Linked DNA regions of Homo sapiens: all the other regions are linked to region 1. Evidence: chromatin contacts called from ENCODE Hi-C or POLR2A ChIA-PET data. All regions are on one chromosome and are shown on one strand. The core of a region is the stretch at or near the end of the contact, and the rest is flanking DNA. Distances in the headings are between cores, read along the strand shown.

Region 1 (3,916 bases), core at 1,087-3,586:
CATATTTGGACTGTTTGTTCTCATGGACATTAATCTGATTGTATTTTTTTTTTTTTTTTTTTTGACGGAGTCTCTCTCTGTCGCCCAGGCTGGAGTGCAGTGGTGCGATCTCCGTTCACTGCAAGCTCTGCAGTGGTTCACGCCATTCTCCTACTCAGCCTCCTGAGTAGCTGGGACTACAGGCACCCGCCACCATGCCCGGCTAATTTTTTTTTGTATTTTTAGTAGAGACGGGGTTTCACCATGTTAGCCAGGATGGTCTTGATCTCCTGATCTCGTGATCCACCCGCCTCGGCCTCCCAAAGTGCTAGGATTACAGGCGTGAGCCACCGCGCCCGGCCTCTGAATTGTATTTTTCAAGTGTACTAAAGTTCCTCCAGGAACTACACACACAACAAATGTACTTTCCAACTTGCTTATTTAGGAAGATCAGCTTTGTTACATCAAAACGTCCATTAGAAAGTCATGACACTGGCCAGGCGAGGTGGTTCACGTCTGTAATTACAGCACTTCGGGAGGCTGAGGTGGGAAGACTGCTTGAGGTCAGGAGTTCAAGACCAGCCTGGCCAACATGGTGAAACCCAATATCTACTAAAAACGCTGGGCGTGGTGGCCCACATCTGTAATCCCAGCTACTCAGGAGGTTGAGACACAAGAAACACTTGAACATGGGAGGCAGAGGTTGCAGTGAGCAGAGATCATGCCACTGTATTCCAGCCTGGGCAACAGAGCGAGACTCTGTCTCGGGGGGAAAAAAAAAAAAAAAAAGAAGCAGAAGAAAAAGAAGAAGAAGAGGAGAAAAGAAAAAGAAAGTCACAAAAAAATGAGCAGAGAAATTAGGTTTTACCTCAAGTGTCAGCAAAAAAAAAAAAAAAGTTAAAACAAGATGAGTTTTTTTTTTTAAACACTGCATATAAAACAATGAAGTAATTTGTTCAGAGAGTTCTGCTGTTAAAATAATGACAATCTGGCCAGGCGCAGTGGCTCACGTCTGTAACCCTAGCACTTTGGGAGGCCAAGGCAGATGGATTGCCTGAGCTTAGGAGTTCGAAAACAGCCTGGCCAACACAGTGGGGAAAAAAAAAAAAAATTAGCTGGGAGTGGCATTTGTAGTCCCAGCTACTGGGAAGGCTGAAGCAGAAGAATTGCTTGAACCCGGGAGGTGGAGGTTGCAGTGAGTCGAGAGCGCACCACTGCACTCCAGCCTGGTCAACAGAGCGAGACTCTGTCTCTTAAAAAAAAAAAAAAAGTAGCTCGGCCAGGTGTGGTGGCTCACGCCTGTAATCCCACCACTTTGGGAGGCCAAGGTGGGTGGATCACAAGGTCAAGAGATCCAGACCATCCTGGCCAACATGGTGAAACCCCGTCTCTACTAAAAACACAAAAATTCGCTGGGCATGGTGTCATGCGCCTATAGTCCCAGCTACTCAGGAAGCTGAGGCAGGAGAATCACTTGAACCCAGAAGGCGGAGGTTGTAGTGAGCCAAGATCGCGCCACTGTACTCCAGCCTAGGTGACAAAGCGAGACTCAGTCTCTAAATAAATAAATAAATAAAAATAATGACAATGTAATGTAGGATGGGCAGTTTGTAACTTTTCTATAATAATTCTTATATGATTTTAAAAGGGCCCTATGCGAACTACTTTAACATGCACTATTTTACTTGAAATCGCACAACACTCCCAAAACAGGAGAAAAATTTCATAAAGACAGAGAGCTTTGCTTGTTGTATACATTTATTTATTTCAAGATTTGGCACAATGCCAGGGATAGAGTGGTACTTAATGATATCTGTGGACTGAAGGTCAACACTTTTTCATATATTAGACAAATACAGCTCATAATGATTAAGAAATTTGTCTGAGACCACAAGGCTGGGAAATGACTAAGCCAAGCTTCCAATGAAGGGCAGTGAGTCAGATTCCTGAGTCTAGTTCATCTAATATAATTGTTAAGGGTGTTAACATTAATCTTTACTGCATCACATTTCTGCAAGGAAGCTTTGAGCCACCATCCTGAAGACTGAGAAACCAACACAATTTTAACCCATTAAGCACAGCAACTGCCCTGCCCTGTCTTTCAATATCCTGTCCCTGTCTCATTCACAGTGTACCTCTGCCCCCAGTAATTACCTTAGCGTCAGAGATCCACAAACAAAAACAATGTTAAGACTTGAGAGAAGCCAAACCACTCACCTGCTGAGGTATGGCAGCCCTAACTGTGGGAGTATCACCTCCCTACTGATATCAAAATCAGACCCTACAAAGGAGAAAGAAAGGTCATCTGAAATCACCTTGACACTCCAAACAGGGACTTATATCTGTGGGTCAGAGAGTGAATGAGTCATAGAGAGAAGAACACTTCATAGAACAGGGCATGAGTCACTGGTTCCTTTCTTATTGAGATAGAAAGAAAGGTATATCCTTTTATACATCTTGGGGGTAGTGCGGGGGCGGGGGGAACCACCATCTCTTTCATTTGCTCCCATTCTCATAGCTCCATGAACTGTCCACAAGTTATCACCGGTGAGTATGTGGTTCTCTTTTCAAGGCAGGGCTATCGCCCTTAACTTCCACTCCTCTCCAAACTTCAGGTTGTTTAGCACTAACTCCACTCAGACAGATTTTTTGAGCAGCTGCACACCTTTGTCTCCCTGACCAGAATCCCCAGGAATCATGCAAATCCTCAGGCATATCCTAGGTTCACTTTCAGGGGATTCCCTGAGGATGCCCCTTTTTTATGTTCAACAGCCTTAGGAAGCCACCCCCAAGTCCAACAGATACACAGTCCCCTTTTTGTGGATGTCCAGGCCACACAAGAAATGGAAAGAATTTCAATAAGAAACTCTCCCGGAAACTATATGCATATGCATATCTACTTCTAGGTACTGATGATGCCAAGGACTCTTTCATAAAGACAAGCACATTCGCCAAAGCCCCAAGGCATAATTAGCCTTGCTCTAAAACTTTCCTAAGTGGCCAGAATCTACTGCATATATTTTTCTTAGCCAAGAAACAGATGTAGAGTATAAATGGTTTTCCACTGAGTACCTTCAAAACAGATGCAACTATTTGGTAAATGTTCCATCTGCCCAGAGTATCCATTGTCAATGGAGACCAGACATACAAACTCCGAGGATCATTTAATTCAGTGTTCAAAAGAACTTCCATCATTTGCATCCCAGCCTCCTGACTTTTGCCACATATGGGTACCACTTCTACTATTCCACGTTACCCTTTTTAAAACCACTTTATTTTCATGTAATTAAATATATTTTAAATGGAAACTTCATATCACCTCTAGGAATAGACATGCAGAACCAGCTGCCATAAAAATGAAGTAACTAAAAGCAAATACATTGAAAGCAAAATCTTGCCATTAAAAGGTATGGTCTCTCAATTAGGAAGGAAAATTAGCAAATGTTAGGGGGTGCTGAAGACATATTAACACCTGATAGAGACTTACTTGATGTAATCTCAAGAACTGAGAAAGGATTAATGGAAGAGGAGGAAAGGAATGAATTTGAACTGAAGCAGGAACTCAAGTGAGAAGACAAAATCTGAGGACTCTGTTTCACCCTTTTTTTTTTTCTTTTTGGTTTTGTTTGTTTGTTTTTGAGACGGAGTCTTACTCGGTCGCCCAGCCTGGAGTGCAGTGGCTCACTTCAACCTCCATCTCCCAAGTTCAAGCAACACTCCTGCTTCAGTCTGCCTAGTAGAATGCACCACCATGCCCAGCTAATATTCTGTATTTTTAAGAGATGGGATTTCGCCATGTTGGCTGGGCTGGTCTCGAACTCTGACCTCAAGTGATCCGCCTGCCTCCACCTCCCAAAGTGCTGGGATTACAGATGTGAGCCATCACGCCCCACCAGTCACCCTCCTCTTTATACTGCTTACTATGGGTTACTTCTCA
Region 2 (3,982 bases), core at 304-2,803, 420 kb after region 1:
AGTGGGACGCATCCAGCCACGTGTCAGGCACCACCAGAGTTCCTGTCAACGTCAATTTTGGGGAGAGTCTAACAAACAGCTGAGTCTTTCGGAAGCTGTGAGGACTTGGAATAAGCCAAGACAACCCCACTACAGTGTGGTAAAGAAGGTGTTTCGCTGTGATCTGTGGGGGCTTAAAGAGCAAAGCAGATCCACCATTCTGATGATTCTCAAGCCAATTCTTTTTAACTAGAGAGTTAGTAATCAGGATAACCCCATTAGGTTACTGGGGTGGGACAGTAAACTCTTCAAGCTATCTACTCCCCACCCCCCTCCTCCAAACACACAATAACACATGGTCCCCTTGACAAGCTCCAAGGCTGGTTAATGAGTAAAAACCTGTCAACTGCCAGGACACTGTGTCTTTCAGGCCAGGGCTCACACCAGCCTTGCACTCCACAGTCTCTGGAGCAGTAGCTAGCCTCTGACTCCAATGCTGTGCCATCTACTCAAAGAACAGCAGCTTCCCCAGGCTAAGGGGTATTTGGAATTTGGAAGCCAGATCTCTTGGCTTATAGAGGATAAGAACTGGACAAAACAAGGCTTAGCTCTCCACAATTTGACTTAATAACTAGTTTTTGTTTTGTTTTTGAGACAGTCTCACTTTGACACCCAGGCTGGAATGCAGTGGAGTGATCTCGGCTCACTGCAACGTCCACCTCCTGGGTTCAAGCAATTCTTGTGCCTCAGCCTCCCAAGTAGCTGGGATTACAGGCATGTGCCACCACACCTGGCTAATTTTTGTATTTTTAGTAGAGACGGGGTTTCACTATGTTGGCCACACTAGTCTCGAACTCCTGGCTTCAAGTGATCTGCCCACCTCAGTCTCCCAACTGCTGGGATTACAGGCATGAGCCACAGCACCCGGCCAATAACTAGATTTTTAAAACTCACCAAAAACAAGTAACTCATTGTGAATAACCCTTGAAATCTGCAAAACTTGCTCTGGGGCAAACCCAGGCAACAATAGGATTTAACAGTGCCCCACAGAAGCATGTGTGTGTCCTGTCTCAGTCATCTCTACATGGAAAGCTGAAAGGGCAATCAGGAGTGTGCTTTGTAGGATTCTGGTACTATAACAAAGATGGTGTTTCCATACCATTCACGGTGAGCCTGGCCTTATGTGAATAGGTGGAGCCAAAGTGGTTGGTGATGACACATTGGTAGCGGCCCTCGTGCCCGAAAGTGACCTGACGGAGGTGCAGGATGGTGGTGTACTCCATCACTTCCCCGTCCTGCGCGTGGACGTGGACAAAGTTCTCCATGTCTGCATTGGTCAGGACTTCATTGTCTTTCTTCCAGGCAAAGGTCATGGGGGAGCTGCTGCTGCTGGCTGCTGAGCATGTAAACCGGATGTCCTTGCCCACCATAGCCATGGTGGTTTCTGGCTGGGTGATGATCTGTGGCTTCAGGAAGTCATCTGGGGAGAGAAGGGTCAACTGTAAAGCGCTGGGTTCTTGGTACACAGAGGAACCAGCTGCTGTTCATGCTAACAGAAACTGACACAGACACCAAGCAGGAACCAGAGCTTGAGGTCCCTGTGCATCCTCAGCCCCACCAACCAGATGCCGTAAGAGTTGCACCATGGACATCTGACCTCATCTAATTAGAAGTCTGTGAGTACTGATCACCTTTATGATCACACTCCTTGATTAGAAATTAACCCACCACTTCTCAGTTCTCAAACCAGCCAGCCGGCAGTTTCCTTAAGACAACTGGCTCTGCCTGCTGACTTTCACACAAAACAGTCAGGCACCACTGGTCATGACTGCAGAGATCTTACCCACAAACCTTACTCCAAAAGGAGGGGGTGTAAAACACTTCCAAAATGTCAGAATAAGGACCTCCAAAAATCTGCACCTCCATTAAAACAAGGAAAACACCTGGAAAAATGGTCAAAAGCAACTTTTTCAGAATTCTGGAAAACCAAAGGCTTACAACAATCCATGGATTGTTGATTCAAGCAAATAGCAACATCTCAGAAATGTGAGCTTTGTGGTATTTTAACTTATCCAAAGCCCCATTCTTCCCTCCCCAGCTCCATGGTAGCCTTGAAACCCAGCAGCCTAGCAACCACTCAAGGGTCAGAATGGGCTCCCCAAAAGCCCCATCCTCAGAACTGACACCATGTGGCCTATCTGGCAGCAACACGGAAAGCCCCATTCACAGGATTTGCATTGATTTGCCCTGATCTAGTTTGCCGAGCAGGAGAAGCCCTAGCCCCAGGGCACATGACTACAACAATCAGTAGCCACTGTTCAACAGCGCAGCTGTCTGAGGGGACAATACCCATGGGGCAAACAAGCAGCTGGCCAAAAAACTATAAAGGAAAATGTGGGGAATACAGTGTTAATGGTGGGCTTTGAAAAGGTCCAATACATTCCTGGGGATCTAGACAGCCACATGCAGGTGCAAGGCCATGTGCACACCCAGGAAAGACGTGAGGGGGTCCTCATTTGTCACCTGTGGCTGAGCATGACTGTCTACACAAATAGGAAGTGATGGCACACCCCAACACAAACACACAAGCCGTCGGTAAAGGATAGGAGACAGTGGTTGTGGTGACTTCTCTGTCCAACCATTAGCTAACCACTAAACTAAACAAGCAGGGACTTAAGGGGACGGACTTTATATAGCCTTTGTCCAGGAAAAGTCACTAGGCAAGCTGTAACAATAAACAGCAACAGCAGCAAATCCTGGGGGAGGAGAAAGGGAATATCCAATTTCCAGAGTTGCCACATTATTTTATTTTAAATGCCCAATTTTCAACAAAATATTATGAAACACTCAAACAGGAAAAAAAGCAGTCAACAGAAACTGTCTCTGAGGGAGCCCAGACTTAGATTCACTAAATAAACTTTTTAAATCGGCAATTATAGGCATATTCAAACACCTCAAGGAAACCATGTCTTAAAAAAAATATCGAAGGATAGTGGCCAGGTGGGGTGGCTCACGCCTATAATCCCAGCACTTTGGGAGGCTGAGGCAGGAGGATCATGAGGTCAGGAGATCAAGACCATCCTGGCTAACATGGGGAAACCCTGTCTCTACTAAAAATACAAAAAAAAAAAAAAAATTAGCCGGGTGTGGTGGCAGGTGCCTGTAGTCCCAGCTACTAGGGAGGCCGAGGCAGGAGAATGGCATGAACCCAGGAGGCGGAGCTTGCAGTGAGCCAAGATCACGCCACTGCCCTCCAGCCTGGGTGACAGAGCAAGACTCTGTCTCAAAAAAAAAAAAAAAAAAAAAAAAAAGGATAAAGTATGAGAAAATTTTATAGCAATAAAGAGAAATTATAGATATGAACCAAGTAGAAATTTTGAAACTTAGAAGTACAATAACTGAAATGAAAAATTCACTAGAGGGGCTTGACAGCAGAACTGAGCTGGCAGAAGGAGGGGGCAGGGAACTTGAGACAGTCAACTGAGATTATGTAGTCTGAGAAACAAAGAAAAAAGAATGAGGTAAAATGAAAAGAACCACAGAGACTTGTGGGACAGCATCAAGCACAACAACATACAAATCATGGGAGTCCAAGAAGGAGAAGAAAGAAAAAGGAAGAGAAAAAGTATCTGCAAAACAATGGCCCCAAATTTGATGAAAAATGTGCAGCCACACATCCAAGAATCTTAATGAACTCCAAGTAGAGTAAATTCAAAGATCCAAACGCAGATTCATCATAGTCAAGCTGTCAGGTGCCAAAGACAAAGAATCTTGAAAACGCAAAAGAGGAGCAACTCATCACATTCAAGGGATCTTCATTATTATTAACGGCTGATTTCTTACCAGAACCCACAGAGAACAGAAGGCAGTAGGAAGATATTCAAATTACTGAAAGAAAAACGTTCAACTATGAATTCTATGTATTAAAAAACCTATCCTTCAAAAATGAAGGGGAAATTAAAACATTCCGATGTTTTTATTTTAAACACACACAGAGCAAGTT
Region 3 (3,875 bases), core at 472-2,971, 510 kb after region 1:
TGGGCAGGGAATAGCTGCTGCCAGAGGCTGACCCTCCCACAGACCTGCCACAAAGGGAATATCACCATGGCCACCCCAGCAGGCAAGAGGTGCCTACAGCCACCATTTGGCTTTGCTATTAGAGAAGTGCTTTGCAGAGGCTTGGAAATGGGGAGCGGGAAGAGATGGGTCAGAAGTCTGGTCATTCAGGATCGCCTATTCTCTACTTTATCATCTCCAAAAAGAAACACTAATTCACTAACTTTCACATAGTCCTTAAGCTCTACAGGACTTGGCAAACTCATCACCTGCACAATAGCCCCCCTATCCTCACCCCATCCAGTAACAGAGCTGAATCTTTACCTCCTGGGAGCCCAGTCATTCTGCAGAACAGAGGGGGGTTGGAACCTTGGAGCCAGGTGCTCCCTGCTCCCACTGAACTCTTCCCCGAGGTGCCCTGACAGCCTAGGGCCCCAGCCGCTGCAGGGAGAGCAAAGGCTCATCCATCCCAACCAGCAGGGACGGAGGGCATGGCGGGGATGAAGGGCGGCCAGAGGTAAAACCCAGAGGTTCTCTCAGTTAAAGGATGGCAGAGGGTTCTCATAAATGAAAACCACGCTCTACTGCGGCAGAAAACGGAGACTTTTGCTTCTGGAGTACTGAAAACAAGTCAGGCAAAAGGGACAGGAAATATGGGATGGGTAAAACTGAGAAAAAGGACACATTAACCTGGTGGATACATTTGGAATCCCAGGTTCACCAAGTGCTTTGTAAAGTCCACCAAAGCTTCTCTGGTCACGGATTACTGTTTTCCTTTCCTAAAACTTCCACCTTTACCCCTCCACATCCGCCCCTGGCCCCTGCTAAATGTCCACTTTCAGGAGACTGATTAGCTTCCTATGAAACCACCAATGCAAAATCCAGGGTGTTTCTGAAAATGTGATGCAGCTTTAAAATTCACTAACTTCGGGCCAGGCGTGGTGGCTCATGCCTGTAATCCCAGCACTTTGGGAGGCCAAGGCAGGCAGACCATGAGGTCAGGAGATCAAGACCATCCTGGCTAACACGATGAAATCCCATCTCTACTAAAAATACAAAAAATTAGCCTGGCGTGGTGGTGGGCGCCTGTAGTCCCAGCTGCTGGGGAGGCTGAGGCAGGAGAATGGCGAGAACCCGGGAGGCGGAGCGTGCAGTGAGCCGAGATCACACTACTGCACTCCAGCCTGGGTGACAGAGCAAGACTCTGTCTCAAAAAAAAAAAAAAAAAAAAAAAAAAAAAACACTAACTTCGGATGGTCACAGGAAAGATGCAAACTAACAAGGAAAGCTTCTTCGACTGCCATGTGCCACACAACAGAATTGCGTAAACTTTGGCACAGTCACCACCCGTAAGTGATGCTGTGATGAATCTCCTGTTCCGATACACTGAAATGATTCACCACTTAACGGTGAGTGATTTTACACACTACACGCTCACACCTAAGGGCCCTGAGATGAACCCTGCTATCAAAGAGCAAAATACCTGTTTTAACACAGGCCCATAAAATTGCTCCTGGTCATGAGAGCAGGGTGGCCAAATTCCAAGCCTGCCTTTCCGGCAGAAGGTACAACCACGGATTTCACTGGGATAAAGTGATAAGAAAATTCTATAGCAGTGACTCTTGGTTCTTTAAGAATGAAACCTCCAATAATATATTACTTCCTCTGGGTGCGACAGACACAGATTAAAACATCAAAACAAAAAACCCCTTCCCTCCATCTGAGTCATTCATTACACACTATTCTAAACACTCTTGTCTAGGACTTTCCTAGGACCAGGAAAGGATCGGACATTTTGGGCCTTTTTAACTCTCATTTTGACAATTCACTCTCTAACATAATCCAATCAATGAAAATATTAGTACAAAAACCTCATGTTACAGAAATGTATGTCAGAAGATTAAAAAAAAAGCAAACTCAGTGGTGACTCACTTCTGGACGTGTAGTGATTAGGGGTTTTTGTTGTTTTTTAAAGAGACTGAGAAGGGCAATTTTAGGCAAATACCCTTCTGGGTTACAAAAGAGCAATGTATAGGTTTCCTATATGTCCTATTTGAAGAAGAAAATGAAAGTGGTTTGTTTTCAACAAATACATCTGCACAAACAACAGCTTACCTTAGTGCTACTGGCATCTCCTTCATTCCCCATCCACAAAAAATTTTAAGGGACAAATGACATAAGTGGGTGTAACTACCTTTCCAGGCTGGAGCTGCTTGTAAGAAAAACCCTTCCTGGGAAGCCAGAAGTTCCCCAGAGTACGGGAGTCCTCTATCAGCCTCCACTGGAACTTACACACGTCCTTTATTTTTCAACTGTGTGACATCACACCCACAGCTCACTAACATCTCTGTGAGGTCTCCTGGTGCCTGTGCAAAGCCCAAGCATCCAAAATCTATAAAGCTCATATAAAAATCCATGCTTACTTGCATTTGCCACAATGCTCGGCGTTACAAATGGATTAAGTACAAGGTTCCTTCCAATATTATTTTCTAGGTTTATCCTCTCTTTCTCAGCTGCCTCAAAACAATGCAGATCATACAAATACAGACAGCAGATCCCTGGTATTAAATCAGCCAAATTAGAAAAGCGAATTTACCCACAACTTTTCAAGAATACATCCGCTGTATTACAGGGAGGCACGCGACTATCTCTAGCTAAGTATTTTAAAGAAAACACACAGTTTTAAAAGGTCAGCCGTCTGGCCCACAGTGAAGTCACTGACTTTAATAGCTAGCTTATCGACTTGGGATCTCGTCCTGTTCACTTTTTCCACTGGGCTTCTTAAAGTTTACGTGTGTCATGAAATGCTTAGCTAAAGCCAAAAGGCTAAGTTTTTCTTTCTGCAGTACTAAGACGTCGTGAAACACTCTAAATTTAAAAGACCATCTACCACATCATTTTCCCTGTTTAGAGGCGTGGAGCAGTGATGATTTCCCTGGTTCTGGTTGTTGAAATGGCTGAGAAGACACGAAGTCAAGATTCAAAAACCACAAAGTATTTCAGCATGCATTATTGTACACAGACTATGCTGCTATTAAAACATGGAACTTCCTTTTCACTGAAATTACAAGCAGAAAATAGCAGATGCTGCATGCGACCTCCATCCTTGAACATACTAAAATTTTACTATGTCAAATGGAAAACTGGCTGTGAAAATGACTAGGCCACAACACACTTTTATTTCTTTTTTTTAAATCATTCGCCAAAGTCCCTAAAAACAATGCCTCACCTCTTCCACAAGGTCCATCTACGTTCTTTTTTTTTTTTTTTGAAATGGAGTTTCACTCTTGCCACACAGGCTGGAGTGCAATGGTGTGATCTCAGCTCACTGCAAACCCTGCCTCCCTGGTTCAAGTGATGCTCCTATCTCAGCCTCCTGAATAGCTGGGATTACAGGCGCCCGCCACTGCACCCAGCTAATTCTTGTATTTTTAGTAGAAACGGGGTTTCACCACATTGGCCAGGCTGGTCTTGAACTCCTGACCTCAGGTGATCCGCCCGCCTCGGCCTCCCAAAGTGCTGGGATTACAGGTGTCAGCCACAGCACCCGGCCCCATCTACATTCAATGTGGCTGGGTGCATCACCCCACCACACGCCTGTCCCCTCCCCAACCATCCCACTCCCATTTGCAGGTCCAGGTCATTTACTCACAAAGGATGTGTCTTACAGGGTGGACCCTAGCGGCAAATTCCACTTGCTAAACTGTATCTTAACCAAATAATGAATACTGGTACCTGTGGAATATGAGTTCTTTCTTTTAAAGCCAATCACCAGCAAAGGTGGTTAAGAGCCTTGTCAAAAGTCAATTATCAGTAAACTCTTTTTGGAGTTTCAGTTACAGGCAGAAATCTAAGAA

The links. A loop is a pair of places that touch in the nucleus more often than their neighbours do. ChIA-PET counts read pairs that join two places held with the same protein, here RNA polymerase II (POLR2A). Pooled maps may share reads with other maps.
Region 2: a loop to region 1 is called in a pooled map, with 6 times the contacts of the local background. The contact joins two enhancer-like sites. A Hi-C loop is called at or near these places in 2 of 37 single-sample maps with no recorded cell type and 2 of 50 pooled maps.
Region 3: a loop to region 1 is called in a pooled map, with 14 times the contacts of the local background. The contact joins two enhancer-like sites. A Hi-C loop is called at or near these places in 1 of 37 single-sample maps with no recorded cell type and 7 of 50 pooled maps. POLR2A ChIA-PET finds 5 or more read pairs at or near these places in 1 of 52 experiments (RWPE1).

Annotation. Positions count from the first base shown.
Region 1 is chr3:65,962,080-65,965,995 of GRCh38, forward strand. All of the region lies in intron 1 of MAGI1 (membrane associated guanylate kinase, WW and PDZ domain containing 1), which reads right to left. Among named protein-coding and RNA genes, the nearest start is that of MAGI1-IT1, 9.5 kb to the left of the region's middle. RefSeq lists an enhancer at 1,705-2,904. Within about 2 kb of position 2,337, at least 6 of the 41 ENCODE cell types and tissues checked have a DNase peak (open chromatin) inside an H3K27ac peak, as active enhancers do.
Region 2 is chr3:66,384,843-66,388,824 of GRCh38, forward strand. It overlaps LRIG1 (leucine rich repeats and immunoglobulin like domains 1), which reads right to left. Exons shown (of 19, transcript NM_015541.3): 13 at 1,139-1,459. Among named protein-coding and RNA genes, the nearest start is that of LRIG1, 110 kb to the right of the region's middle. RefSeq lists enhancers at 1,301-1,400, 1,861-2,030, 2,041-2,120, 2,151-2,210. Within about 2 kb of position 1,554, at least 3 of the 41 ENCODE cell types and tissues checked have a DNase peak (open chromatin) inside an H3K27ac peak, as active enhancers do.
Region 3 is chr3:66,471,075-66,474,949 of GRCh38, forward strand. The region is part of intron 1 of LRIG1 (leucine rich repeats and immunoglobulin like domains 1); the gene reads right to left. Among named protein-coding and RNA genes, the nearest start is that of LRIG1, 28 kb to the right of the region's middle. RefSeq lists a silencer at 1,407-1,456. Within about 2 kb of position 1,722, at least 9 of the 41 ENCODE cell types and tissues checked have a DNase peak (open chromatin) inside an H3K27ac peak, as active enhancers do.